5 separate regions of the Homo sapiens genome follow, and all the other regions are linked to region 4. A link is a loop called in an ENCODE intact Hi-C map of the cell type or tissue named here. Cell type or tissue: endothelial cell of umbilical vein. All regions are shown on one strand.

Region 1 (5,000 bases), 67 kb after region 4:
ATCATCTTTATCAAAGAGTATGACCATTTAACATATTAAGTATTTGCTGTCTAGTTGAAAGTTAAAATCTCCTTACTAATGAATATCCCAACCAACTCCAAGATGAGAGCACTCATTTTTTTAGATTTGTGCAATAACGGCTTTTCCAACTTTATTAATATTTGCTGATGAAATATTCTATGCTGTAATGTTAGAATATGTTTCATTTTCTCCGTCTATTTCCACGTAAATGGCATATTTCACATGTGCATTTTTAAATGCAAACATAATGGTTCCACTTTATGCCTCAAGATATGTCCTGGAATAATTGTAGAGTTTGGCAAGAAAACCAGATCAGTAAGTTTGTGTTTTTGCTGTGCCCTGTTTAAATTGAAATTATGGAGTCAGGAGAACTCCACACACTGCCAGGAGAGGAGAAATTGGTACAAGCTCTTTGTGGAGACACTGCACAGCATCTGTGAGAGAAGCAAGCAAGGCCCTGTCAGCCGCAGCCCTCTCAGGTCTGCACTTCAGAGAGTTTTGCATGTATGCAAACCTGGTCACAGCAGCGTGGCTAAAATATAGTTCCAAAGTTGCCTGATTAAAGAAACTTCAGAAACGCTATTTTCAGTGTAAAAATCTCCATAAGTGGTACCTAAATATACTACTTCTATAGTTAGAGCTTAAAATATGTGAAGAAATTATGTGTTCTGTTCAGGAGCGTATAGTCATATGCCCTATAACGACGTTTCAGTCAATGATGAGCCGCATATATGACGGTGGTACCATTAGATTATAATATTGTATTTTTACTGTAACTTTTCTATGTTTAGATTATTTACCATTGTGTTACAATTGCCTACAGTATACAGTACAGTAACTTCCTATAGGTTTGTAGCCTAGGAGCAATAGGCTATACCATCTAGCTTAGATATGTAGTAGGTTATACCATCTAGGTTTGTGTAAGTACACTTTATGATGTTTGCACAATGACACATTTGTCAGAACGTATCCCTGTTGTGCAATGCATAACTATGTTCATGAATAATAAATATGGAACAAAACTTTAGAATGGTAAAAAAAATTTGATTTGGATAATGGTTCCCTCAGGGGTAAGACAATCAGAGAAGATACATAGAAGCATTTACTCTGCAATATTTGACTTGGTTGTACACATGTTTGCCTATTATGGTATTTATTATAAGTTTTTAAATGCCTGAAATCTAACATATTTGACATGAATAAGTCTTTAATGGGCCTTATCTCTGATTAACAAGTAACCCATTGTGCACTTAGAAAATACGGAAAATGCACTCATATACCAATATGAACATATTGATAACATTTAACCCCACCATGGACTAGTGAAAACTGTAATCATGGTGGTATGTTTCCTCCAGTTGTCATCTACACACGTGTGTACATGTGCACACACACACTGTATATGCATTGAATATGGATTTGATTTAACTGGAATGTATCAATTTTCTTTAAGTGTGTAACTACAAAGTTAGTGGCTGAAAGCTACATCTAAGGTCATGGGTCTGTAGGTCAGAAGTCTGGCACTGTATGACCTTGCTCTCAATTTAGGGTCTCACAAAGCTGAAATCAAGGTATCTATGTAGACTTGACTGAGATCTTTTGTCTGGAGGCTCTGGGTAAAAATTTGCTTCCAAGATCATCCTTGTTTCTGGGAGAAGTCATTTTCTCAAGACTATTGCACTGCAGCACAACCCACCTCCCAGTTTCCTTGACGGCTATCGTCTTAGAGTCTTCTCAGCTCCTAGGGGCTACTCCAGTTCCCTGATACGTGATCTCCTTCTTCCAGCCAGCAATGGTGTGTTGAATGCTCCCTGGGTTCTGATTCTCTGATTTCCCCTCCTCTGAACAGCCAGAAAAAAATACTCTGCTTTTAAAAAGCTCATTTGATTAGGTCAGCCCCCAGCCAAATTATCACCCTTTTACCATATAACAGAACATAATCATGTAAGTGATATCACGTTATATTAACTGGTTCCACCCACATTCAGAGAAGAGGAGATTATACAAGATTGAAAGGGTCATTGAAGCTCATTTTAAAATTCTGCCTACCACAAGGAGATTCATACAAAAAAATCATGCAAAGTTCAACCAATGGTGTTCAGCTTTAAACTGTTTTTTTTTTCTGACCCAACCCCCAGGCCACTGCAATAGGGCAATTATTGCACTAGGCTGAGGCCAGCACAAGGGAAATGACTCATCCAAAGTTTTGTAGTCAGGGACGTGTCTGGTCTCCTGACTCCAGTCTTTTGTTCAGCATCTATGTATCTTGTTCTGTAGTGTCCCTTCTACTTCAGAATCAATGGGAAACTTCTCCTCCAGTGTCAGACTAGATGGCAAAGAAAGGGGACAGGAAGGCAAATGCAGTCATAGGAAATGATGTGGGGATTTTTTTCTGTTTCCCCATTCCCACATGGAACTCATCCCACAACTCAGAACTGGCCCAAAGCTCATAGGTTATGGGGACATATTTCAGTTCTTGCTGCTACCTTTCCACAAACTCTCTATGGCAGTAATGCCCTTTGGTTTAGATAAATGTCATCTCCTCTCTGGGAGGGAGGAGGTAAATAGCCGTGAGTGTTATGTGTTGAAGTCCTACTATGTCCCGTAGGTACTTGACAGGTTTTCTGAAAAAGATATGTGGTGAGCCTTATTTCACAGATGATCAAGCTCGTTCTCACAGGGACTAAACCCTCTTCAGAGAAGTGGCAGAACTGGAATGTGATTCTATCTCTTGCCTTCCCCACAATATCACCAGCAGCTTCCCATTTGGAAGATGATGGCTTTGCACTCCCCCAGTATTGTGCCCTATGGGCCTCACTCAACAGCCCTTCACATCAAGGAAGAGGACGGTGGAGATGAAATCCTGCCCTTTGACCTATGAAGCTTATGTTAGGTCACATGGATTGGCTGGTGCCCATGGCCCCTCCTAGGCCCGCTGACCCCACTCCACTGACATCAAGCTTGCATGTGTGACTAGATGTGGCCAATGATTGATGAGAGGAAATGGAGCGTGCCCCTCCCAAGCAGAAGTGATAAGAGCCATGTAGGTGTCCCACCAGTACACTTTGTCCCTCTGCCTCAGCAATGACGCAGATTTCCTATGAGATAGCTTAGTTCATTGAATCCTCCAGCAGCATTAGAATATGAGAATTTAAATGAGGACAGGAATGCTTCAGAAGAGGCAAGCTAAATGATTTATACCCAAAATTGGCCTGCTAGAAGATCATCCCAACTCACATGCCCTAACATTGAGTCTGTACCCAGCAGAAGGTACACGTTTTACCCATATCACATAGAGAGCAGTTTGTCAGGCTCTGGAAACAACATCTTCTGCCTTTCACTCCATTGCTCTCTCCAGAAGACCTCTCCTCATGCTTAGCTCTTCCCTGGGCATGTGTCTTTATAGAGCCACAAGAACAACCCAGATACCCAGTTAATGACCACTTCTGATGCTCACTCTCCAAGAGAGTCCCAAAGAGGTCAGGAAACATACACTGATTCTACAGAAATGGGGTGACAACATTTCCCCATTCTACCTACACTGCGCGATGCCACAACACAGAAGAGGCACCAACTCTTATACATGATGTAAGTCTGTGTAGGTTTATTTTTCTTTCTGTTGCCATGTTTTCAGAAGCTCTTTAGGACACAATTATGCTTCTTAGCACTATATAGTTTAGGTTAAAGTCATCTCAGAAGCAGAAGCTGCAAAGGGCTGTGGAAAGGAAACTAATACTTCAAGGGCCTACAACGGGCCAGATACTAGGCACTTTACATACCGTTTCTCTAAGTCCTTACAACTGCTCTGTAAGTTAGGTATCAGTATTCCCTGCTTAAACTCATTCCTCCCCAGAGGCAGGCTCTCCTAAGGCTCATGGAGGTTAAATATATTTTACGAGGACACAGACCCAGTAAGAGGCAGCATGGTTATTCTAATCCAGGGTGGTCAGAGCCCAAAGTTGAGTTCTATCATGACCTTTTGCAGGTAAGTGTGGGTAGTAACATTTGCCTTGTTCTAGAGCAGGTTTTCTCAACCTCAGCACTGTTGACATTTTGGGCTGGAGAGCTCTTTGCTGTGGGGGCTGTTCTAGGCAATGGGGGGTGTTCAGCAGCCTTCCTGGCTCCCAGGGAGGCTAGTAAGGGAAGTGACTTATCCCTGAAACAGGAATATCCCAAGTTACTGGTTTGGGTCCGACACTAGGATGAAGAGAGACATCCTGTCTCTCTTGCTCCAGTGTTCTGTCCAGCAGACATAGTATGAGGCTTTCATCAGGCCCCTCAGAAGTGCAAAGGAAACACAGTTCTCTCAGGCAAAGAGGAGGGCAAGATAAGGGGATAGGAAAACCCAGGAAACAGGAAGAAATGGGGTGAGTGGTGACTTCATTCCCTTACCCCAATCTCTACTCATGGGGTCCATGACTCAGTTAGATGGAGATGGCGGAAAAACTTTCTACCATTCCCCCGGCCCCAGCAGGGCACTCATTCCACCGCATAGAAATGGCACTGACTCACGGTGCAATTAGAAACGTGGGAGTGTTTTTTTTTCTTCTCTCCACATGCCCTTTAGATCATGCCACCCCCTCAAATGTATTCACATTTGTAGTTCACCCTTTCCTGCCTCCTCCACTACTAGCCAGGAAAAGCTCCAGCAGACTCCTGACTCTCAGCAGGTTCATCCTCAAAAAGTGTGATTCTTGGCCAGGAGCGGTGGCTCACGCCTGTAATCCCAGCACTTTGGAAGGCCGAGGAGGGTGGATCACGAGGTCAGGAGATCCAGACTATCCTGGTTAACACGGAGAAACCACATCTCTACTAAAAATACAAAAAATTAGCCGGGCACCGAGGCGGGCGCCTGTAGTCCCAGCTACTCTGGAGGCTGAGGCAGGAGAATGGCGTAAACCCGGGAGGCGGAGGTTGCAGTGAGCCGAGATCACGCCACTGCACTCCAGCCTGGGCGACAGGGCGAGACTCCGTCTCAA
Region 2 (5,000 bases), 110 kb after region 4:
CACAGTGGTATTGTTACTATTTGTTAAATACCAATCATTCCAGAGCAGTGATTAGGAAAAAGGACATTGACCTTAGGCAAGTATTCCATTTAATAGCTGGGCAACCTCGGCCAGGCCTCACTTTCCTTTTCTATAAAATAATAGGTTAATGATATAACATCTAGAAAAGGACTCAGAGTTCATGGAAGGGAAGAAAGACTCTGTGTAAGTCCAATAATTATTTGGGCAATTATAATGCAAGGATAATATAATTACCGATTGGGAATTTTTTTAAAAAAATAATTATTTCTTAACCAGATGGCAGGAGGCCTGATAAGAGATACCAAAATGCCACTTAAAAAGAAATAATCCTTCTCTTTAGCAAACTGAAGGGCTTCATCTTGATATATGTGAATATTTGTGGATATGGGTATGTATGTGTATGTGTGTATATATTATACTGTGCCTTCTGTTTTTCATTTTTCTTTTAACAATACATGATGAACATGTAGTACATATGGATCTACTTCATTCCTTTAAATAGTTCCCTACCTACATTACACTGTGGACAAAAGATTTGAATAGACATTTCTCAAAGTGTGAAATACAAATCACCAATAAGCACATGAAAAGATGCTCCATGCCCAACTAAATTATTCAAGTGATGCAGCTGTTTTTGCTAAGGGTCTTGCAAAAGGCTGACGTCAGAATATCAAATAACTGCTTTTGGATACTGTTATGTGTGTTAGCCTCCTCCTTCTTACCTTACCTTGAACTTTCTTTGCAGAGAGAACAAACCAGCTTTTCTGTTAGCTTTTGCTTTTTACAGAGACTGAGGTGATTATGTGTGGATGGGATCTGGGGCTGATTTTCAAACACACACTCTCCTGTCAGTTTCCTAGTAAAAAGTTTTATATGAGATTACTCTTGTTATTAGCGTCCTGAAGAATCCATTGGCTTTGCATTCCTACCTCTTTTATTTTGTGGTATCATGATAGCTGTGTCTTACTGTAATTTTGAAGTTCCTCAAAGATTGTTTATCTTTAGTTTCTTACTTGATGCTCTTTTTTAATCTTAGGATTTATTTAAAATCCCCTGTACTTAACTAAAAACTAGAAATAGTTACAGATACCATGTTTATATTCTACAATATACATTGTGTGCTGTATTTAATTTGGAATCATAAACCAGAGCTTTTGGTGTTAGGAAATGCTTATTATTCACATTCAGATTTATTGTACAGAGAAAACTGTTATTGGGAGAGGCAATCTGCCATGAACCCTGAGCATCCCTGCATATTCTTATTGGGTATGCCAAGAATTTAAGACCCTGAGTGTTCTTTACCCAGGCAGACCATTTTTCATAGTTGTGTTTGCAACAAGCAACCTTGAGCGATAAGATAACCTCTTCCCCTGAACAAAGAGCAGGCTTGTTTCTGCTGTGAAAGCATTGAAGACCCCAAACTCAGGGTTTCCTTCCTATAATGCAATGCCCTGCATGTTTAGGTATCAATCACGGGTCCTATGCCACCCCATGAAACTTGGAAATAATAAGGAACTAATACAAACCAACATGAAGCTCTGGCTACTGCTTCTGCTGTGATGATGTCATTTGATTTTGACCCAGGAGTCTAGAGTCTTCTGCCAGCATCCATTAAATGAGAGTAGGCTAAGTTGTTAGCTTATACGTAGGGTAAAATCTCAAATCCCTCACAGTTCTTGATAGGTGTTTCCAGTTATTATCCCTAAAGTTATTATGCCCATGCTGGGGCAATGTTTCCCACCAGGATGTTTTTTTGCCTTAAGTATGTGCCACCTACACTATTAATACTGTGTTCTAACTTAATGTTCTTCTTCACATTGACTCACTTATTTGAATACTTTTTTGAAAAACAAACTTTATAATGCCACCCTAAATCTAAACTATCATCATTTGCTTTAAACAGAAAGTATTCATTCATACATGTTCAAATAAATACACGGACACCACAATTTAAAAGATTTGTGTACTATCTAAAATCATTTCCTCCTACCACCAGACTCTTTTACTTTAACCATAAGTTATCTGATTACATGCAGAGCAGTCATGTCTGGGACAAAGTTTCTATTAGTGAATTTTGAGATCTTATCTTCTTCCTTATAAAAAAGTCCTATCAAACCTCCTTGTGAAGGAAAAAAAGGGAGAAAGGAAGTCTAGTGCTCTGATCTGCAAAAAGGATAGTTGTTTTTCTCCAGGTATGTCTGTTCAGGACAGGCAAGCTATCAGCTGAGGAGGGCCTTGTGCCTAGCAGAGAAGCCAAAGTCAGGCCTATCCTAGACAGGAGTGTGGCTTGAGTGAGCCCTTCCACATCCTTCCTGAGTGCCACCCCTCTGAGGGCCAAGGGGATGGATTTATCCTGTTTTGTAAAACTGGCAGTGAGCCTGGAACCTTATCTCACTCCAACATGAATTGCAGCCCTACCAGCAACCATTAGGCTGCCATCACCTTGAAGAATGGTCTGGAGACATGAAGAGTTCCCAAAATGGCATCACAGAGGAAAATGACACATGACAGGCACAATAGTGGGCCTTTTGTAAAGAAAGAAAGATAGGGCTGGGCACGGTGGCTCACGCCTGTAATCCCAGCACTTTGGGAGGCAGAGGTGGGTGGATCACTTGAGGTCAGGAGTTTGAGACCAGCCTGGACAACATGGCGAAATCCCGTCTCTACTAAAAATACAAAAAAAAAAAAAAATTAGCTGGGTGTGGTGGTGCAAACCTGTAATTCCAGCTACTCGGGAGGTAAGACACAAGAGTCACTTGAACCAAGGAGGCGGAGGTTGCAGTGAGCTGAGATCATGCTGCTGCACTCCAGCCCGGGAGACAGAGTGAGACTCCACCTTAAAATAAAGAAAGAAAGATTAGATAGATAGATAGATAGATAGATAGATAGATAGATAGATAGATAGATAGATAGATAGACAGACAGACAGACAGACAGACAGACAGAGATATGTAGATATAGACATACAATAAGGCCTACACAGCACTTTCATATATTTCCAGCCAGGGATGGGATTATTCCAAAATCTGACTTGAATTTTCCTTCAAAATTTATACAAGTCTAGGGATATCTGTTGAACAGATGAGGAGGGCCTGCCACCAGTCTTCTGGGAGAAATCATTCGTCCTAAGGAAATAGGAGTCAGGAAGATAAAATGGTAGTCTTCAGATCCAGGGCAGCAATTCTGACTAAAACATAATGTCTGTTACTCAGATTTGTCTTCTGGTCCAACTCCCAGATGGACCTATCATGTCTGAGCCTTATGGGGAGAAAGTTAAAATCCCAAAGTTGCCAAGATATCTATAAGACATCATGACTCATGTGGCACTGCATAAGTGTCTATCTAAATTGAAGAGATGGGCAATCTCCTAACTTCTCTAAAGGTCAGTCTGGGAACTAAGCTTACTGGGGGTGCCAAAGAAATATGCTGGGCTTCACTACTTGAGAATTCTAGCACATTCACAGTGGTAGGGGCCTGAAGGTGCAGGACCCAGCAGAAGGGGCAGAAAACGCAGTATATATGGTAGTATGAAGGGCAGGGGCATGAGAAGCTGGGTAGGCATATCAGGAAATGAACATAAAGGTGGCACCCACCTCACAGTTCCTTTTTTTTTTTTTTTTGAGACGGAGTCTTGCTCTGTCACCCAGGCTGGAGTGCAGTGGTGCGATCTCGGCTCACTGCAAGCTCTGCCTCCTGGGTTCACACCATTCTCCTGCCTCAGCCTCCCGAGTAGCTGGGACTACAGGCGCCTGCCACCATGCCCGGCTAATTTTTTGTATTTTTAGTAGAGACGGGCTTTCACCATGTTAGCCAGGATGGTCTTGATCTCCTGACCTCGTCATCTGCCCGCCTTGGCCTCCCAATGTTGGGATTAGAGGTGTGACCCACCGCGCCCGGCCTTGGGTTTGTTCTTAATCACAGATAAGAACTACTTTCTCCACCCTTCCAAATCGCTGAAATTAATCTCTTACGGAGTTGGGATGGGAACAAAACTCTGTCAAACATAGCTCACAGTCATTACTCTATTTGGCCCTCACCAGATCCTTGTGAGATTATTTTCTTTATTTTAAAGATGAGAAAATATGTAAAATTTATTATTCTAGCTAAGTGGTCTGGAGTTACTTTCAAGTTCACATTTCTTCTAAAATTCTGTCAACAAATATTAAATGCCCCAATACTTTTAGAAATAAACTAATACGTGCTGCTTGTTGCTTCTTTTTTATAAAACTTTTATTATTCTAGCAATAATAATGTGTGTTAATTTTAGGAATATAGAAAATACAAACAAGCAAAAGGAGAAAAATCATTCATAATCCCACCACCGAGAGGCTGTACTTTCTTTCATCCTTCACAAGTTATGTCCATATATGTAATATACAAATGTACTTTTTACCTTTCAAAAATATGATATTCACATATTACTTAGCCTTTTTCCATTTTATATCTTACCAAGAACCTCTTTTTTACAAATGTGTAAAGTTCTTTTATTAAAAGACAGAGACTTGTAGATTGGTTCAAAATACAATAAACAATGAGATGCAGATAACAAGAGATACATCTAAAACCATTAATAGCAACAGGTTATAAGTAGAAATATGGACAAAGGAATATCAGGAAATGCTAATAAAAAGCAAGCTATATGGTATTGTTAATATCAGATAAAAATCAAGGTAAACTACATTAAATAGGGGTAAGGATGGTTTCGATTAACCTTCCAACGCATCACTATAAGTTTGTTTCTGACTCTCCTTATCTCATCTATTTCATCCACTTCTCTAAACATATCTTCATTGCTTAAATGCCTGTTGTGTATATCTTCTTTAAACTCCTGGAGAGATTGAATCAGCCTTTCTCTAAAAGTTCCTTTTGCTTTGGCCTCCTCCTCTAGCTTCTCCTCCTCTTCTGGCTTTTCCTCAGGCTTTGGCTCTTCCTCATGCTTTGGTTCACTCTCATTTTCTGGTTTTCCTTCCATTTTTTGA
Region 3 (5,000 bases), 89 kb after region 4:
ACCCTAGCACCTCATCAACAGCAACAGAAATAGGATCCAGCAGAAGGGAAAGTGTGGCCAATCAAGAAGGCAGTAATCAGGGGAGCAGGAGGATTGCAAATAACAAGAATGATATGGGGGAACCCACCTATTTTCACTGTCTGGACTTGTAAACATGAGTGATAATTCCTCCAGTCCTAAGTACCTGATGGGGGTCCCGGTCCTGTTAAATGTTGGGGAGTTGGGGACAGAAGCCAGCCCAACACAGTTCCACATTTCATCAGTTCCACTCAGCAGCCCTGTAAGACAAGCATTGTTCCCCATTTCACAGAGCAGAAAACGGGCTCTTTAAAGGAATGCATCTGTAATAAAGGGAAGGTTTATTATTCCAGTTAAGACTGAAGGATAGTTAGAGTTTACTCTTCAAATTTGTTGAGCCAGTATTGTTACGTATCTGCACTACATTCATAATCTCATTGAAAAATAATTTTCATTGCTTCTCAAACTCCAGATAATAAAAGGAAAAAAATGTCACATATTACTTTTTTTTTTTTGAGACTGTCTGGCTCTGTCGTCCAGGCTGGAGTGCAGTGGCGTGATCTCGGCTCACTGCAACCTCCGCCTTCCGGGTTCAAGCCATTCTCCTGCCTCAGCCTCCCGAGTAGCTGGGATTACAGGCGTGTGCCATCACGACCGGCTAATTTTTTGTATTTTTTTTTCAGTAGAGACAGGGTTTCACCGTGTTAGCCAGGATGGTCTCGATCTCCTGACCTCGTGATCTGCCTACCTTAGCCTCCCAAAGTGCTGGGATTAGTTAACACACAGAAATGTTCACCAATTAACACTCTAGTGTATTTAATCTCAGATTTTTTTTTAGTTCATCTGTTATATGTAAGTATACATTTTTAATGAGACAATAAATGTATAGATTGCTTTTTAAATTGCTTTATTAGCTTTAAATTTTTCCATGCAAATGGGTGAAACTACTGCTGACAGAAACTTACACTGAGTGCAAAGGCAATCTTCAAATAGAAGCTGGCAACACAAGACCCACTTGACACATGGAAATAACATAGGGTTCACAGCAAACGGATCAGTAAAGGCATATTAGGAAAATGCAAGGAAAAAGAAAACAGCGGGAATCACAGTATTAATCTCATGATAAATGGCAGGAGTCAAGGCATAAGGCAAAATTCATCATGATGGTCATGGTGATTAGAGAGCTCCCCCATAAGGATACGCAGACAATTCCTCAACTGCAGCTCCCTAAGTTTTCTTCTGATTTCTCTCATCTCCTCCATGAATATTTCCATATCATCTCCATCTCCACCCATCCCATCATTGATCTGCCTATTGGGTATGGCCCATCGAAAATTAGGGGCAAGTCGGCGAGCCTGTCCCCGTCGATTTCCTGCAGGCTGGTGGCCTTCACCTCCTCCCAAAGGGCGGTCTTCCTCTCCATTCTGCATAGGCTGCTCCATCTCTTCGTTTTCCTGGTGAATATTTGCCATGATGAGATTTTTTTTTTCTGGTTGTTTTTCTTTGAACACAAGTAAGACAAAGGCAAGGAGAGAGACTGAATGCTTGGTGCTCTGACCAGCAGGATTCAGAGCCCTGATATCAAAGGATTTTTTAATTTCGTTTTTTCCCACCTTAGAAGTTCCGCGCGTCCTCTACGGGGCCTCCAATTAAAGCCCCTCCCTCCAGCTTTCTCCCCTTACCTCCCTTCCCCCAAACCCACCATTTTTCGTTTCCCGGGATTCTTTCCCAGAGCTTTGCAGGCACCAAAATGGAGGACCGGTATAGGAGTGGGGGATGGGGTGGAGGGGGTTGGGGTCTCAGACTGGGCTTTCCTTACGTTCCGACCCCCGCCCCACCACCGTCCCTCGCACCGACCTGGGCCTATCCTTGCAGTCTCCTTCTCCTCCGGATTCTCGCCGCGAGGTGCGCCGCGGAGACACTTAGCCTCGCAGACCTGCAGTCGAGCCGGGGTGGGGGTTGTGGGGGGTGGGGGCTGCTGCAGCGGAACGCTAGCGAAGACCCGCCGCCGCCCGGCCCTTTCCGTGCTCCGAGCCCGGGCTCCCCTCGCTGCCAGCGCCCCGCGTCTCCCGCCCCCCACCCCCACCCCACCCTCGAACGCCCAGCCCCCCGCGGTGTTCGCTGTTTTCCTGCAGGGACTCGGGGGTGGGTTTCCATCGCTCTTGGTGGCTCTGCCGCCCCTGGAAACCCAGCCGCCCCTGCTTCCCCATCCCTGGGGGCCTCTGTGTTCCCAAGCATGTTGGGGTGTGGAGAAAGCTGGCGGGGACCCCCTGCGCTGTTCTGCGCCTGTCGCCGAGGTCGGTCAGCCGCTGCTGGCATGGCCGGGGCTCACGGGCCCCGGAGCCCTTACCTGCTCCGCTTTTCCCCGGGCCGAATGCCAGCCCGCCGAGCTCAGGGCAGCGGGGAGCTGGTAGCCAGACGCGAGTGACGACTGCACCGAAGGCTGCGTCGCTCTGCAGCTCTGGGTCACGTGAGGGCCGCGCGTCACCACCGAGCTCGCCCCCCAACTTGGGCGGCCAGTGCAGCAGGATCTCCCCCTTCCCCCCACCCGCCACCGCCATATGCACGCGCAAAAAACAGCCTCCCTACTCCCGTCTGCATGAGGTGCCCCAGAGCGCACAGCCCTGTCACTCTTCTCGGTCCTCTCCAATCTGAGGGCCCACAAGTGGCATCACTGCTCTGCGGTTGGAGTTTGCCCTCCTCTGGTTACCAGGGAGGGTCTGCATCATCCTCCACCACTGCCCCCTCTCACTTCAGGCCTTGGCTTTGGCCTTTTCTGCTTTCTCTCCTTTTCTACCTGGCAACATGCTTTGCGCTGCACTCCCACTTCTACCCCTTGCGTGTGCACAGCCATCAATGCCCACGTAGCCCCTGAATTCCTACCCTTCTAGAAAATTTAGAGTGAGGGCTAAGGTGGGGAGGCAGGAGGGCATTTGTCAGAAAGCGGGGCAAGGAAGTGGAGTGGACTGTATATATTTCTTTTTATTTCCTTAAAAAATCTGCATGCTTCAGAAAATTATAAATTATAAGTTTTTAATTTTGAAAGAAATGCTGGTTGGGCGCGGTGGCGTACCTGTAATCCCAGCACTTTGGGAGGCCGAGGCGGGTGGATCACTTGAGGCCAGTAGTGTGAGACCAGCCTGGCCAACATGGTGAGACCCCATCTCTACTAAAAATACAAAAATTAGCTGGGCGTGGTGGCGTGCGCCTGTAATCCCAGCTACTCGGGGGGCTGAGGCAGGAGAATCGCTTGAACCTGGGAGGCGGAGGTTGCAGTGAGCCGGGATCGCACCACTGCACTCCAGCCTGGGCGACAGAGCAAGACCCTGTCAAAAAAAAAAAAAAAAAAAAAAAAAAAAAAGGAAATGCTTTATCCTGCACAATGAAATCTCTCATTGTTTATGTTGACCTGTACCACACAAAATATTTTTTCTGGGCTCCACACAACATCAAGCCATTACTTTTGATACATACTAGCTCGTTTAAAATTTTATTTTTGGCCGGGCATGGTGGCTCACGCCTGTAATCCCAGCACTTTGGGAGGCCGAGGCGGGCGGATCACGAGGTCAGGAGATCGAGACCATCCTGGCTAATACGGTGAAACTCCGTCTCTACTAAAAATACAAAAAAATTAGCCAGGCGTGGTGGCACGTGCCTGTAGTCCCAGCTACTCGGGAGGCTGAGGCAGGAGAATCGTTGAACCCGGGAGGCAGAGGTTGCAGTGAGCCGCGTCGCACCACTGCACTTCAGTCTAGGCGGCAGAGCGAGACTCCGTCTCCAAAAAAAAAAAAAAGAAAAGAAAAAAATATATAAAAAGGCGGGACTCTTTCTTTTTCTTTTTTTTTTTTCCCCCGAGACGGAGTCTCGCTCTGTCGCCCAGGCTGGAGTCAGTGGCGCGATCTCGGCTCACTGCAAGCTCCGCCTCCAGGGTTCATGCCATTCTCCTGCTTCAGCCTCCGGAGTAGCTGGGACTACAGGCGCCTGAAAGGCGGGACTCTTTCTGAACACAGTTGGTGTTTTCGAAATGATCTGTAAAGTGAATCTTCAGGGAGCAGTCTGGTCGTCAGATCTTCACCATTTTATGTAACTTTGATGTTTTTGATATCACAGTCATCAGAGAAAGGGAGTCTTTTATTCCCTGCTTTCCTTTCCAAACCTTTCAAACCATCCCTACAAATATCTTCTTAGTATGAGCTCAGAAGTTAAGTACATATTATGCAGAAAGTAGTTTCAAAACCATCTACCCTTTGGTGCGAATGTTTCAAAATATATTAGAAATAAGCAGGGGGTGTGTGAAACAACTTAACTTGAGACTGAACCTTATCCTGAGTGCAAATGTTCCTTTCTCCAACTTGAAATCATTTTTAAAAAAATTATCACAGCTAGAAAATAGAGATGTCTTTAGAAAAGTGGCATTGTTATAAAAAATATTTGATATCTGTTGTTTATGATAAGGAACCAAAAGCATTAAATGCAGCACTGAGGCAAGACAAGCCAGACAAATGCTTACTAACTCTAGTTTTGGCCCCAAACTCCTGTAGAATTTCCTACCCTGCTAAACCAGATGACACAGTGAATAAAGGAAGAGTATATGCCCAGTGTGTATGTAGTTAGACGTTTTGGAGATATGTATTCCATATAAAATTACATATATATTCTTCTAGAGGTATATGGATATATTAGTACATAGCTCCAAAACATCAAATTATAAAATCACACTCAATATTTGTCTTTTAAAGAAATGTTAGTGATTCCTGGATTCTGTCTCACAGTTAAGAACTTTTTATACAGATTGCTATATTAATGATATCAGCTGGAATGATGCAGTTTCAAAGCATGAACAGTAGTATCAGACAAGTCTGGCTTCAAATTCAGTCAGCTGTTTACTTGATGTTCAACTTTGGATCAATTACTTATCAAGGTCTGTGTGCTTCCTCTGTGAAACAAGGATTGTTAGAATTACACATAACAATAATTTACTA
Region 4 (5,000 bases):
ACCTGACACAGCTTATACTTTTGCTTCATCGACAGGGAGTTCATAAATAGGTTTACTTTATGTTAGCAGTAATTTTTATGGCTACTTCAATAATCTTGCCTTATCTGTTTTTTATTTCTGTCTCAAGGGGTACCAAGTAGGCAATGAAATAAAGTGAAATTATAATGCTGTTCCAAACTTTGCCATGATTAAATATATTATCTAAAAGCACTAATATATCACAATTAGAAAATATAGTGGTGATGAAATATAATTGCGGTGATAGGGAGCTCTTTTGCAGTTTCCTGATAGTTAAGTCAAAATTCTTTTACTGTACCACTGAAATAATGATGCTGGAATTCTTCGGGGATATATCCATTAAGTAAAATATTTCAACTTTAAAATAAGTATGCATAAATCCATACTGATATAAGTAAATGTTTGGTGAATTAATAAAGAAAAGCATGTGAGAAGACAAACAGTCTTTATGGAATGATTGCAAATAGTATTTGTAGCTACTAACCCTCCAAGAGGTGAAGCTTAATCCTGAATGAAGGTCACACTTAGTGACTCACTTCTCAGGAACATAGTACGTGAATTGAAAAAGTTACTGTACATTGGAAAACTTGGCAAACACGACTTTAACTATGTGATGAAGGTTAACATCACCAGTGAGGTCATGTCATCATGTAAACCCAAATATTATGTGATAAGAAGGGCACTTCAACTCTGTGGTATTCTTTCTGAAATTCCATAATGCTGGTCTAATCATGAGAAAAAGACAACAGATTAAGGCTGTACTCCTCAAGACTGTCAAGGTCAATAAAATATTCTGAGAGTTCCTCATATTGTCAAGCAGAGAACTGCCATATAACCCAGCAACTTTACTCCCAGGTACATACTCAAGAGAAACGGAAACCTATGTCTACATAAAAACTTGCACAAAAAATATATGTAGCATCATAATTCATAATGGCCGAAAACTGGAAACAACTCAAGTGTTCACCAATTGATGAGTGGATAAAAAAATGTGGTATATCAATAAAAAGGAATAAAGTACTGATACATGCTACAAAATAGATAAACCTTAAAAACATTATGTGAAGTGAAAGAAGCCAGACACAAAAGATGAATATTGCATGATTCCACTTCTATGAGATGTCCAGAATAGGTAAATCCACAGAAACACAAAGCATACCTGTGATTCCTGGAGCTGGGGGTGAAAGCAGGGATTAACTGCGTTCAAGTATGATGGGACATTTTATAGTGATGGAAACCTCCAAAACTCAACTACGGTGATGGTTGCACAACTTTTGTTTACTGAAAATCATCAAGTTGTATCCTTAAAACTGCGAATTTCATTGTCTGTAATTATATTGCAAGAAAGCCTTCTGTTGTACCTCAGTAATGACCAAACTTTTTCATATGAAGGCCTTGATGCCCATGTTTTCTATACCCATGAATATATATAAAACCGTAGCTGTATCCCAGCCCTGCTGACTGTGTCCTAAGTAACTCCAAGCAATGGCAGTCTCTCCCTGCCCCACCACCACCACCCCTCACGCTGACTCGGGCTTTGCTTGTATGAAAAATTCGAGTTGCACCTGATCACTTCCACATCTTCTAACTGTGGAAGAAACTGGAGAGTGGGTCCACAACAGCATCCAGGGCCTCCACTCTAACATGACATCAGCATTATTATTTTTTACTCCTCTTGGGATTTTCTCCTGTGACTCCACCTGAGGAATCTAAATGGCATTACCTCTCTGGGTGTCAGTATTGCAATACTTATCAAAGGGCTACATAGGTGCACACCCTTTGCACCAACAATTTACCTTTTAGAAGTTTATCTTCAGGACATTGTGAAGGATGCTGATAAGCATCTGGTTATAAGTACTGTCATTCTGAAAATTCCCTTCCTTTATTTCTGGGCCTGAATTTAGGAAGAAAGACCAACCGGTACACCAAATTATGAAGGGGCAGAAGGAAGCAGAGGGAAATGCTGTGCACACACACAAGCAGTGACAAATACACACACATGTACAGCAACCAGGTTCTGTTATTAGTACTGTAATAACCTCCAAGACAGTTAGTAAGGCTCTAAGAGGACCCATTTGGCTCACCAGTGTAAACAGCTACAGGAACTGTGCCCTTCAGCCATGCACAGACTCTGAAAAGATGTCTTCCACACAGTGTAGATAACAGGGAATATCAGAACACTCTGACTAACACAGGTTTGAGAAAACTGATGTCATATCCATAGGATGGAATTCTAGAATTCAGCAAAACAAGTTTTAATGAAGATAACGATGAGAGGTGATTTGTTGCCTGTAAGATTAGCAATGATTCACATTATTTCTAATGTGTGAAGACACAAGGTCCTTACATACTGTTATGTAAGGAATATAAGTTAGAAATAGTATTTGGATTTCACTATGTTAATATAAAATTTTACAGTTCCCAGGGTTTTGAAAGACCACTTCCAGGAACTTTTTTTTTTTTGACAGAAATGCTTACAAATATATTTGCATATATATGAGGAGGATATTAAGTATACTATTGTTTGTAACAGGAAAAAATGTTAAAGCAACTACATTTTTATGACTGGGATACTAATTAAATGAATTTTTGGGGCACCCACATGATGAACCACCTGGTTGATAAAAAAAAGAGACTACAATTATTTTTGGAAGGAAATTTAAAACATTATTATGGAAACGCATGTGTATGCAAAGATGATCACAATGAGGGCAAATGTGGGTCACAAAGATCACTTAGTGGCCAAGATGCATTTTTGCTTATATAGGTCTATAGCTATTTATCCAGAGGTTTGAAAGCATAAACACAGAAATGATCATTTTGTGCTTTCACATAGCACATAAAGAGGCTACACTTTCTGTCTGGTGGCCGTCAGTATCCCTGTACAGTGGGAATGCCCATTTTTCTACTCACACTTCCAGAAAACTCTGTAGGGTGTGCATGGGCCACAGCACCTCCCTCCCACCTTCCTGCTCAGCGATGTTCAAGCTGCTGCAGTTCAGGCTTCTGTCATGAGGGGGCATCACTGTACCACTATTATCAAACTTCTCTACAAAGTGTAAGCAAGGAGCAGAAAAATACGGTATCCTCCCCTAAAACCCAGTCTATGAAAGGAACTGCAGAATGATTCTGTCTGGAAAAAAAAAACAACCCTGACAGGTGTAAAAAAGAGTGTAAAAACATACTGTGGGACATCCATAGGATGAAACACCAGGTAGGTCTGATGTGCCTTGGCTGTTGCTGGGAGGCAGGATTGGGGGAGCCCAGGGCAGCAGGAAGTGACTGAAAGGATGAGGCGCTGGAGTGGGGTCTGGGCAGATGTGTCCACAATGTCTTGGAGAGGGGGGTCAGTGGGAGGGAGTGGGAGAGAGTCTGAGAAGCCTGTACAGGGTTGGAGTGATGGGTGGTGAACACCCTGCTCTCCAGGAGGGACCCCCCCCTACAGCGTGGACACCTCAACCTACGCTAATGAAGGAAAAAATAAATTACTGAATGCGCTGTAGATTTGGAATCAACAGCAAATTGGCCTGCTTTAATATACAAATGGGTATTCCGAACTATTGGTATCACAGTAAAGAAAAGTTTCATAACATTACTTACTCTGCGAAATTTACCCCTTTTCATTAAGAAAGAGCAAGGAACGTGGAGATAGCTGTAATGCCTCTTGGTGGCCAGAGTCAGGATTGCAACTCTGAGTGTAGACCAGGGGACTCAGCAGCGGGCAGGGAGGGATGAAAGTTGGGAGCTTGATTAATGGGATCAGACATGGTTTTCTGGAACTTTTCACTTACATCCAGCTATCCTTCTGTATCCATCATTTTTTCTGGAATATTAACAGAAGCACTTTTTGTGGGATATCTAAATCTGAGATCAGAAGCCAGTCCTGGTCTGAACTGAAGATAATACTGCAACTGTGAGCTGTACTTGAGGTGGTGGAGCTAGACTAGCTAGAAACACACACACACACACACACACACACACACACACACACACACACACTCCATTCATTTTTTAAAATCTGCTTTGTTTCCCCATAAAATTGGCTACAATGAATGCTTTTCCAAAGCAAAAAAAATATATATATATATATGGAATATATGTGCACATTACTTTTGTCAATCTGATGATAAGTATTTTGTTTTCAATTTTTATTAAAATACTTTTTCCCCCCGAATACAAAATTTCAAACACTATGCAAAAGCACTTCAATACATTTAAATCATCCTGCATCTCTCACTGACCCTACTCCTACCCCCTGGCCCCAAGGGGTCTGTTGTCCCTTAGGATAATGCACGCTCTCCAGACGCATCCCTGTAGGTGACGTGCACACGAACATGTTCGACCCCCAACACACATCATAGTCCTCTCCAAAAGTGCAATCACAGTCCTCATCTTCTTTGACAACCTATCTTTTCCACTTAAGATACCCCTCCCTCTCCCTCCTCCTTCTTCCTCTTCCTCTTCTTCTTCCTCTCTCTCTCTCTCTCCTCTTTTCCCTTCAAAGTTAAAGCTCTAAAAATAGTTTTCTGCATTCCTTGTTAACATTCTTTATTCGCCACTAACCCCCTATCCCACTGCACTATGACTTCCATTGCCAGGATTGTAATGAATGTGATCTTACCAAGGTCACCATTCACCTTTTTGTTACTAGGGCCAGTGTTTGTATACATCTATTAACATACTAAGTATTACTTTAAATGCATTCCTAAAACATGCACGCTTGTGCAGACTGTTTCTTTCACCTAAGAAATCTGTGACAGTTTTCAGGCTCTGAAGCATGACATCCTGGACACAAATCCAAGCTGTCCCACTCCCTAACTGTGTAGTCTCAGGCAAAGTCCTTATTCTCTCTGCCACTCAGTTTCTCATCTATAAAGTGGGAATCAGCAAGGATATCTCTTTTTTTGAACATTACTATTACCTTTATTTATTTTTTCAATTGATATATAATATAGGGTTACATATTTTGGGGGGTACATGTG
Region 5 (5,000 bases), 210 kb after region 4:
GTAACCTTTGTTAAGGGTTACACGAAGGGTGCAGATTTCATGTGCAGCAATGACAGAGGAGGGAGAGATCACTTCCAGCTTCAGAGGCTGGGTGATTAGGTCTTGACCTCTAAGAATGAGCAGCACCAGGATCTAGGAGGAAGAGGAGGGCAATCAGGAACAAGATAATGACGAACAAGGACAAAGAGAGAAGTATAAGGCATGCTTGGGCACAGTGACTAAGGGTTGTTTATTATTATTAGTTTTTAATTTTTAATTTGATCTCACTGCTTCTGTAGACAATGAAGTAAGGGTTTATTTTGGATGGGGCAGAGAAGGAGATGATGAGGCTAGAAACATGTCCTGAGGTTCAATTCTGATGGAGGCTGAATGTCAAGATAAGGAGTATAGGATTTACTTGGTGAGTGGTGCGGTTACCATCCAGGGTCACTGAGCAGGAGAATGACTGTTGAAAGCAGGGACAAGGTAATGTGTAAGGTGGATTAAAGGGAGAGAGGGAGGCGCTGGAGGCAGGAAGTCCAGAAGTGAAGCAATGGCCTAAATCTGTTCATGAATGTTTACAGCAGTTCTTTTCATAATTGCTTAGAGCTGGGAATAACTCAAATGTCCTTCAGCAGGTGAATGAATAAGCAAACTGTGGAATAGCTAAATAACAGAATACTACTCAGCAAAAAAGAGAATAAACTATTGATACATGCAACAACTCAAATGGATGTCCAGGGCATTATGCTGAGTGAAAGAAGCCAGTCCCAAAAGAAGCCAGTGCACAAAAATTGAAAAATGAAATCATTTACATAATATTCTGAATAAGACAAAAGTGTAGTAATGGGGAATATATTAGTGGTTGCCAGAGTTTAGGGAAGGCAGTCAAATAGGACTACAAGAGACAGCATGCAGGAGTTTCTGGGGGTGATTGAACTGTATTCTGATTGCAGTGGTGGTTAAACAAATCTATACATTGGTTAAACTTCATAGAAGTGTACACACACACAAAGTCCATTTTGCTGCTGATGATTTTTCTTTTAAAAGATCAGAGTTGTTCCTCACTAAATGGTTACATTTAAAAGAGTGGAAACATTTGGTGATAGGCAATGATTAAATCTTTATAATTTGCTAGTTATATTTATATTAAAAGCTCTCTCTCAAACAATAGAACATTTATCCCTCAAGTGTGGAAGAAATTTGTCATGCTTCAACTATAAATCATTAAGTCCAAAAAATATTTATTTTTTCCAAACCTTCTTTTCTCTTCTCTGGTGGGTGTTCTTGTTGGCTAAGGCATCCTGCTGTGACCACCCTAGACAAAAGACCCCCTCTGTCTTCTTCTGACTCTCCAGCTGGCTCCATTGGCCAGAATGCCACTCCAGGCACCACCATCCTTCCAAGTACCAGTGGATTCTGAGTTGCAGGGATATCAGTTTCCTGTTTAATATTATTTTTTACAGCAATGTTGTTCTCTTTGCTTTCTAATCATAACAATTATGCATGTCAATAGTTCTTTTAATGGGACACAGTGGATGATACCAGACTATCTCAAGAGTGCCATGAATGAAAATGCCATGCAAAGAAGCCTCAAGCCTGATGGTGAGATACAGAGAATTCTCTTTTCTGAGTGTTTCATGAGTGTATGAGTTATTTCCCAACAACGAAATGTTTTCCAAGAAACATACTACTTTGAGTTCCAAAAGAATTTTACTCAGTGGAAAGCAGGCTTTTCTGTGGACTTATCTGATTAACAAGATACTGAATCCTATAGAGGAAATGGGGAGGAAGTCTGTCTGAAGCCTCCAAGTGAAACCTTAGTGGATGCCACCAGTGGTCATCAATGAAAAAGATCAGACATCCAACACTTGATAACTTGAGTTCTGCCAGAAATAGAAAGAGTAGTAGATTACCTATACAAAATTGCTAACAAGAGAAAACTAGGCCTCCTTCCACACATTAATTTGGGAGTCAATTTTTTAAGTGCTGTTTGGTAAGATTTTAAAAAATTCTAACACATCAATATGTTGTGAATATTGTCATTTCATTTCCAGCCATTAGAAAACTTTTCCAAAGTCTTACACATTGATATAACTAATTTGTCCTTCATATTAAGTGTTACATATTGCTTATGAGGCATCCGTTTTCTGATACCATTTTTAAAAGTATGCTGATTGCTGAAAACATAGAACACAACAGAAAACTATTCAAGAGGATTAGTCAAATCCTCCACTTTCAACCTTAGATTCTTTTCCAGCCCCCTCTTCCCGATCTACCACCTTTGCCCATTTCAATGCTGGATAGGATTCCAGGGGAAATGGTGGACTGTAGGGGTCTTGGAGGAGGGGAGGTGGGAGTATTGGGAGCAGAAGAAAGAGATGATTCCTCAAAGAAGGAGAAATGGTCGATTACCCCTAAAAGGCTGATCCTCCTGGTAATCTGAGAAAGGCGAATAAATACTCCAGGGCGAAGATAACAGTTTATTGTCTCCGATTGGCAAATACGAAAAAAGATTGACAGTATCAAGTGGAGGGAACGCAGCGGGCGGGCTGCAGTGTTAATGGGAGGGGTAACTGGGGACTCGAGCTCAGTGATGACGCGACTCTCACGTGACCAGGAGTCGACGTGTGCAGAAGTCCTTATAGTCCAGGGCCTGTTTCCCTGTAGCAGCTCCTTATTGCTGGAGAAGGAGAAAAGTGCCCAAGATCCTTTCAGGTTAGTATAAACGTGGGCGCTGACTTGGAGACCCTGGGGTCGAGGAGGCCGAGAGCAGAAAGCAAGCGGGGCCGGCACTGCTTTCCCCACTTCTGTTCCGCCAAACTCCCATTTTGTGCAGGAAATTTGGGGCTGTTTGGTGGGGGATGGCGGGTGGAGAGAGAGAAGGGTAGCTAATTAAGGGTCCTGAGAGAGAGACATAGAAACTGTTTGGAAGAAACTTGCTTTTCCTACTCCCTGCTTGCAGAAAAACGGTGGGCACGGAGGAGGGCGGGGTTGCCATAAAAGGAGGGCGAGGATGAGGACATGGGAAACTTTACACCAACATGGCCTAGAATCATGAAAGGGACCCGTGATCCAGGTACTAGTCTGCTCACCAAACACTCCCATCTGTCTGCAGGATATTTGGTTTTTTGGGCGCGACACAAATCGAGGTGAGGGAAGAGAGAGGAAAATCCCCTGAATCCCTGCAGGTCAGTTTTTGTAAAGGTGCAATTGCTTCAGGTCTCTTCGGGTGGGGGTGGAAGTGTGAGTGACACCAAAGCACATCCTGGGGTCGCAGCAGCCCCTCCCCATCCGGATTAAGTGCCAGAGGCCGGTGCCGAGCCTGCAGCGGAAATGAGGCGGGGGAGGAGGAGGCTTAAGAGACGCTGAAGGGGGAGGGGAGGCCAGAGACTGGACCAGCCGTCTCAGGTGAGAGGCTGGAGGTTGAGAGGGCCTGGGAAAGTCTGAAGGGCGGGAGTGTTGGAGACCAGAGGCGGGAGAAGGGTTAATTGCTTCCGTACTGCTCCCATTTCAGTATTAGGAGAGGCTTGTAGCAGGGCCTGCTGGGAAGATGGTGGGCAGGAGCAGGAGGAGAAAGATGGAGCTGGAACGAAAGGGGGCGCGAAGGGAGGTGGAGTCAGGGGAGTTCTGAGCCTGAGGATCCAGCTTTCTCTAGTTGGAAAACTTTTGACAATTAGGGTACTGAGTCAAAAAAGGCCAGTCGCTATGGGACCCCATACTCTGACTGCTGGTCTGTTTGCCTGGAATCTAGTAGTTTTGTTTCCTTGTTTTCTAGGATTAATTTATTCAAAAAGGAAATAAAAAATACTCAATATGCAAAAGTCTTGTGAAGAAAATGAGGGAAAACCACAGAACATGCCAAAGGCCGAGGAAGATCGCCCTTTGGAGGATGTACCACAGGAGGCAGAAGGAAATCCTCAACCTTCCGAAGAAGGCGTAAGCCAGGAAGCAGAAGGAAACCCCAGAGGAGGGCCGAATCAGCCTGGCCAGGGATTTAAAGAGGACACACCCGTTAGGCATTTGGACCCTGAAGAAATGATAAGAGGAGTAGATGAGCTTGAAAGGCTTAGGGAAGAGATAAGAAGAGTAAGAAACAAGTTTGTGATGATGCATTGGAAGCAAAGACATTCACGCAGCCGTCCTTATCCTGTGTGCTTTAGGCCTTGAATTCATTTTTGCCTAATATTAAAATCTGGCCCCAGCTTTCTTTCTGTTAGCATTTTCTGATGTATCTTTGACCTCCATTTTACTTTTAATCATCTGATGAAATTTTGTTTTAGGTAATTTCCTTGGTACCAGCATCTCATTGGATTTTGGATTTTGACCCATTTTCCAGGTCTATTTTTCAATTGGAAACTTTCACACATTTGCATGGGAATATGTTCATTCCATGTTGTAAAGTAAAACATAACAGGTTATGGCAAAGCAGCATATTTAATATCAGCTCACATATGTAGGATAAAATTCCAAACTTTGTGTGTGTGCGTGTGTGTATACATACATCCATATAACATATATCACAAACTTAACCAAGCTTATTTCTGTGTGGTGTGAAATTTTATTTGTTTTCTTCTTTTTGTTCTTTTTGCTTATATGTACTTTTTAATGAACACGTGTCTCACACACAAAAAGAATTAAGGATTTTTTTTACAAGTAAGAGTCAAATAATTTGCAACCAGCTTATGAGGGCAATGGGGGCACCTAAACTCTTGATGAAAGAACTTTAAAAAGAAATGTAAACCTCAAATTACCTCTGGATCTCTTAGCCAGAGGAATAAACTGGCAATTATTACAGATACACACGTTTAAGACTCAGTCTTTTCATGGGGAAAATATTTGCTTCACAGGGCTGCAGTGGGGAAGAAATGAGGCAGTAACAGCTGTGCTCAGTGAGATCTTGTTCCCACCTGTGCATACGGAATCCCAACCCACTATAGAAGCACCAATATTTAAGGGAGGGCCTGGCATGATGCAACTTGTACTCAGGATCAAGTCCAGTAGGCAGAGGTGGGGGCTTA

Evidence for each region. Peaks named below come from ENCODE experiments on the same cell type or tissue, not always from the same donor. Only the 100,000 strongest peaks of a DNase experiment are listed, where the experiment ranks them.
Region 1: it touches region 4 in a loop (7-fold over the local background); 6 of 110 quality-filtered maps call a loop at or near these places.
Region 2: a loop joins it to region 4, with 4 times the contacts of the local background. A loop is called at or near these places in 91 of 110 quality-filtered maps.
Region 3: a loop joins it to region 4, with 11 times the contacts of the local background. A loop is called at or near these places in 8 of 110 quality-filtered maps.
Region 5: it touches region 4 in a loop (5-fold over the local background); 12 of 110 quality-filtered maps call a loop at or near these places.

Annotation. Positions count from the first base shown.
Region 1 is chrX:103,395,906-103,400,905 of GRCh38, reverse strand. No RefSeq gene overlaps it. Among named protein-coding and RNA genes, the nearest start is that of LL0XNC01-250H12.3, 6.4 kb to the left of the region's middle. In endothelial cell of umbilical vein, no CTCF peak of the experiment used is centred here; a DNase peak (open chromatin) is centred at 2,225; H3K27ac peaks cover 2,800 bases.
Region 2 is chrX:103,357,696-103,362,695 of GRCh38, reverse strand. TCEAL9 (transcription elongation factor A like 9) reads right to left here. Exons shown (of 3, transcript NM_016303.3): 3 at 4,234-5,000. The coding sequence ends at 4,697. Among named protein-coding and RNA genes, the nearest start is that of TCEAL9, 3.7 kb to the right of the region's middle. In endothelial cell of umbilical vein, no CTCF peak of the experiment used is centred here; DNase peaks (open chromatin) are centred at 35 and 2,315; H3K4me3 peaks cover 298 bases; H3K27ac peaks cover 1,094 bases.
Region 3 is chrX:103,373,982-103,378,981 of GRCh38, reverse strand. It overlaps BEX3 (brain expressed X-linked 3), which reads right to left and starts at 2,444. Exons shown (of 3, transcript NM_206917.3): 1 at 2,369-2,444; 2 at 1,876-1,954; 3 at 818-1,472. The coding sequence starts at 1,460. The coding sequence ends at 1,155. In endothelial cell of umbilical vein, no CTCF peak of the experiment used is centred here; a DNase peak (open chromatin) is centred at 2,561; H3K4me3 peaks cover 1,844 bases; H3K27ac peaks cover 1,632 bases.
Region 4 is chrX:103,462,970-103,467,969 of GRCh38, reverse strand. All of the region lies in intron 4 of LL0XNC01-250H12.3 (a long non-coding RNA gene), which reads right to left. Among named protein-coding and RNA genes, the nearest start is that of RAB40A, 54 kb to the left of the region's middle. RefSeq lists enhancers at 2,917-2,986, 3,187-3,336. In endothelial cell of umbilical vein, CTCF peaks have their summits at 3,018 and 3,673; DNase peaks (open chromatin) are centred at 3,069 and 3,689; H3K4me3 peaks cover 349 bases.
Region 5 is chrX:103,252,775-103,257,774 of GRCh38, reverse strand. TCEAL8 (transcription elongation factor A like 8) reads left to right here and starts at 2,620. Exons shown (of 3, transcript NM_153333.3): 1 at 2,620-2,697; 2 at 3,098-3,170; 3 at 3,758-4,780. The coding sequence starts at 3,796. The coding sequence ends at 4,149. RefSeq lists an enhancer at 2,634-2,683. In endothelial cell of umbilical vein, no CTCF peak of the experiment used is centred here; DNase peaks (open chromatin) are centred at 2,584 and 3,314; H3K4me3 peaks cover 1,739 bases; H3K27ac peaks cover 1,684 bases.